2 separate regions of the Homo sapiens genome follow, and region 2 is linked to region 1. Evidence: chromatin loops called from intact Hi-C (ENCODE). Cell type or tissue: GM12878. All regions are shown on one strand.

What was found. Peaks named below come from ENCODE experiments on the same cell type or tissue, not always from the same donor. Only the 100,000 strongest peaks of a DNase experiment are listed, where the experiment ranks them.
Region 2: it touches region 1 in a loop (4-fold over the local background); 2 of 110 quality-filtered maps call a loop at or near these places.

The regions. Positions count from the first base shown.
Region 1 is chr1:107,429,648-107,432,147 of GRCh38, forward strand. NTNG1 (netrin G1) reads left to right here. Exons shown (of 8, transcript NM_001113226.3): 6 at 1,103-1,270. Among named protein-coding and RNA genes, the nearest start is that of NTNG1, 290 kb to the left of the region's middle. RefSeq lists an enhancer at 2,206-2,500. In GM12878, a CTCF peak has its summit at 1,189 (motif pointing right); a DNase peak (open chromatin) is centred at 1,194.
Region 2 is chr1:107,498,135-107,500,634 of GRCh38, forward strand. No RefSeq gene overlaps it. Among named protein-coding and RNA genes, the nearest start is that of NTNG1, 360 kb to the left of the region's middle. In GM12878, no CTCF peak of the experiment used is centred here; a DNase peak (open chromatin) is centred at 1,377; H3K27ac peaks cover 934 bases.

The DNA.
Region 1 (2,500 bases):
AAAATTTGCAGTATCCTGGCTGACCTTCCTTATAAATGTCCAACTAGGCCTACCCTCATATTCCATGAAGACAAAACAGATACCCCACCTAGTTACCACTCACACTTTTGTGATAATTATTTCTACCAACAGAGACTTTGTCATTATCATTTATTTTTAAAAGGTTGAATTGGATTTACAACTTCTTTCTCTAGTTGAGATGCAAGAAAGAAGAAATCTAGTCACCCTCCACCCTTCCCCAACTACTCTCATGCTCTTCTTCATCTCCCTGTCTAGTCATTACCACCATCACTCCTAAGCCTCAGAGACACCTCTAACATTTCAGAGAAACCAAGGAAAAGAAAGGTGGGGTTACAGTAGCTACCTAATTCTTCTTTTGTAGCAAACTATTCTTGAAACTTAAGAGAAAAGGAGGGAATCTTAAAAGCACCTTTTCGCACAAATTATCTCCCTGCTTTTTTTGTCTTCTCTCACACATATACATACAGATTTGGTCTGAAGAAAGGCTTAAGAAAGCCATCTTCTCTTAGCATTGGGGAAAAACAAAAATAAAGAATTGTTTAGTTGTCTAGAACTCTATTAAATTTGCCATGATGTATATGAAACCCCGACTGAGTTGCTGTCTTGGCATGATGTCAGAGAGCTAAAGGAGCCATGGTGATGGTACTTAGACTCTCAATGCTCACACAGTCCCCTCTCACTTTTTTTAAGGCTGAAAAGATGAAAACAAGGGAAATGGTGCAAAGACACTAAAATTCTCCATCTGCAAAAAATAAAAATAATAGACTTTTTCATCACTAGAAACTGAGGCTTCCCAAATTTTAAAAGGTGTACACCTGCAAATGCTTCTGTTCATTTTGTCTGCCAAGAATTAACAATCTTCAGTCTTGTTCCGAATGTCCGACCTTTCTATCCTGCTTGAAACAGATGCTATTTCCGTGCCAGTCACAACCACCTGTTGCCACCATGTGTTGTGTTGAATCACATATATGTAATGCCATTCCACCGTCTTTTCTCCATCCCTCATTTTACCCAAGCATGTAGTATGCTATTACTCTGCTACTGTATACACTCTGTATACATTTCTGTTCTTCCTTGCAAGATTGTGAATGCTTCGGCCACTCCAATCGATGCAGTTATATCGATCTGCTAAATACAGTCATTTGCGTGAGCTGTAAACACAACACTAGAGGGCAGCACTGTGAGTTATGCAGGCTGGGCTACTTCAGAAATGCTTCTGCACAACTGGACGATGAGAATGTGTGCATAGGTCAGTTCCATTACAATTTCAGCTATTCTTCTGTGCCTTTTGAGCTACGGGGAGATATTTAGGGTGGAGAGGCTGGCGATTTGCACCGCGGTTGAGCCAGAATGAACTTTCTCAATGTAGAAAATATCCTATGGTAGATTTCACTTGTGATTTCACTTGTATTGGTTGAAATCATAGTTGGGGGATATACTTTGAACCCTTATGTTGTTGCTTTAAATATGATGATCTCAGAAATCATGTTAAAGAAATTAAGAATTTTCTTTCTTCCCGTTTTTTGCTTTTGTATGAAATTGTAAAACCTGATGATTCTGAACTGATCTTATAGCCTTAAACTTAAGGCTATACATTCAACTTTCAAAATAGAAACTCATTATATGCGATTTAATTATAGATATGAAAAATTAGGGTACAGATTCTTGCATATAATTGGTGATCAACGAGTATTGATAGATTGAAAATGTTGCTATTTGAGATTGAAAATGACTAGCAACTGGAAATGTAAAAGTTTGTCTGACTTCTTCATCCATAGCAATGAAATTCCATTTATTGAATTTTCCTACAGCTCCCAAAAAGGAGGAGTAATTTCTCAAAAGTATTCTAGGCAACTAATTATCTTAGCCCTGGAAAACTGCGTCCACAGAGGCCCCTGAGCACTTTCCCTTCCCTCCCCACCAATGACTACTGCTCTTGGCACCTAGGGAGGACCAGGCACCTTTCCCACCCAGAAAATCTCCTACCTTTTACATAGTGAAACCTGTCTTTAAGAATATGGGGGTGCCAATGGAAAAATAAGAAACAATAAATGGAATTTCACTTCATAATTCACTCTGAAGCAATGCATATATTTGAAATGCTGAAAAATATATGTGTAGCCATTACCACACCAGTAGGTAGCTATATAGGCACCCAGTTTTAAAGGTAGACTTTTTCACATTGAGGTACGTTCAATAGGATACACAAGCTGAATAATGACAAGCAATCTTTTTATCAAGAAAAGAAATCCAATTCGTATTTCTGTGATCATTGTCCTCTGATTGGATCGTCAAGATCCAAGTGTCACAAAAAAAAGCTGTTGAGTTGTTTTTAATCAAATTGGGCCAAGTATATATAATACTGTTGGTGTCTACAGTACTTTCTGTATTTCAGAGCATCTCCTTATTTATTATTTGTCAATTAGGAGAGAAAGTACTGGACTTAGAGGCCAGAAAGCTAGGCTCAAATTTCCGTTTG
Region 2 (2,500 bases), 68 kb after region 1:
AACCATGTATTATGTAGACTCTCTGTTTCAGTGCCATTGCACGCACTAGGGATGCAAGAATGAACAGTTGGTCCTTGAGCGCCAAGAGGTCATGGCATAGCAGGGGAGATAGGCAGGTACCAATGCGGATGTGTGTCAGAAAGAAGTCAGACTGGAAAGAATCCAATCTGACACGTCTGATCAGCAGTGCTTGCTTGGAGGTGTCTTCTCATTTAAAATGCTAACAGTATGGAGCTATATCATTAATCATTGAATCATTTTATTAAATGGACAAATCTGAAAGAGAATGGAGAACAAGTGGGTCAACAGTAGAAAGACAAATAGAACAAATAGGGGCCACAACTTAAATACCTTTAGCAGTCAGACAAGGAGTGGCTTGTGGAACCATAAGGAGTGATGGGGACTTTATGCCCTGCCTAAGTGCATTCACAGTCCATTTCCTTTCAAAACTCTGTGGCAAACCAAATAGCTCCACAGGGCAAGATCGGCCCACTGGAAGCCATCAGCAAACTGCCCCAGTTGGGTAAGAAGTGCCAAGGATCCTGAACCTTCACATCCTGGATGCTGTTCCACCACCATGAAGGAGCTGCGTGTCTTTGGACAAGTAACACAAATTATTTGAGCCTCAGTCTTCTGCTCTGAAAACCAACATAACAATTGCTACCCCATAGAGTCCTGTGGGATTCACAAATGTAGAATTGGTTCTCCATTATAGGAGTGCTATTAAATCAAGAAAAACCAAAAAGCCAAAGAAATGACCATAGAAGGGTTACTGACACCACCTTAATTTCCCAGTTATGTACAGAGTTCAACTTTCAAATAAGATGAAATCATAAGCAATGGCACCTGGACTCTTTTGGTTTCCAAGTCTTCCCCTCTTTTTATCCAGGCCACGTTCTCCTTGACAGAGCTGTCTACAGATAACACCAATTCACTTTCACTACAGGTTGGGAAATTGTTCTGAAGATAGCAATCTACTTATGCAACTGCATATACACATTTTCATTTCTTTTGGCAATAAAGCCTTTTAAAAATGTACTTTTTCAACATGTGGCCATAAAACTATTGAGTAGGACCTTATAATCTCAGGACCAAGAATTTTATTAATAGAACAAAAAGGGAATTTTAACCAATATTACAAAACTACAGCAGTCAAGAAGCTGTTTCCTGAACAACATAATAGCTAAGCCACGTGACCTTTGCTGCCATGTGAAGAGCAAGAAATTCTCTAAATTAAATCAGTCAGAATGGCAAACCTGAGAGGCACCTCCTGACTGAGACCTCCAGCAACAGGGCAGAGGGCGAATCTGGGAAATCAAGCAGAATTGAGGTTCCCCTGAGACAGCAGTTAAGAGTTGAATCGGGAGGTGTTTCTAAGTTTGCCAAGTCCTCTCTTGCTGACAGACTGTGGCTTCCCAATTGAGTATTTCACTTTTGTTTTATGTTTCTGCTTCTGTGCCATGGCCTTGTAAATACCACAGTGTAATTACGGCAGGTTTCTGTTTTCTGAACCTGTACCTAGAAGGTAAAAACTCCCAGCTATGCATATGTGTCAGAACTAAAGGCAAAATAGGCTCATTGCCTCATGATACTCAGATGTACTTCTTTTGAAATGGGGCATTTGGGCTAAGCAGGAGCTGGGCCTCAGATGTACGTGGGGAGAAGGGGAGGCCACTCCTCTCTAGCCTTGGGACTCAGCTATTGTGGAAGCTATTCATAAATAATGGTGTTAAGGGGCACCTTCTCCCACTTGGGTTGTTTAGGATTCAGATGCTACCAAGAAGTGGAGTAAGGTAATGTTCTCTCCCCTCATTCGTCCCCACAACAAGTATATATTTGCATCTCTAATTTATTAAAATGCTGACCTGGGATGGATCAAATCCAGGACCAATTACAAGAAAGGACATAAGGAGCCATAAGAGGAAGGTGACTCTGGAGTCAGTGCCACAGCCTCAGGTGCAGGGGAGAGGTTTAGATTGCAACCTAGCCATCTTTGTGGTATGAGGGTACTTTGGGGAAGTGGCTCTGAGTATGATCAGCGCTCCCACAGGAAATAATGGGACACTCAAACAAAAAAATTGGCCAGGCATGGTGGCTCAGGCCTGAGAGGCTGAGGCGGGAGGATTGTTTGAGCCCAGGGGTTTGAGGTTGCAGTCAGCTATGATCATGCCACTGGACTCCAGTCTGAGTGACAGAGCAAGACCTTTTCTTAAAAAGTTGGGGAGGGGGAGAAATTGAGGAGCATATAATGAAGAGACTATGAATAAAGCTAACGATTAAAAAATGATAAAGTATTGAGTTGGGGAAACAGATACCAGCCCCTAGGCCTAAAGTGTGAGAATGTGAGCTGTCACCAGAACCTGAAGAGACTGGCAGCTTTATGGGAGCTGTGGGCTTTGGTAGAGAAACCAGCCTATGCCAACTTGCATCCTGGCAGGAAAGAATCCTGGGAAATAAACTCCCATCCTCTGCTCTTGAGTCTCCTGCCAGAGCCTCTCAT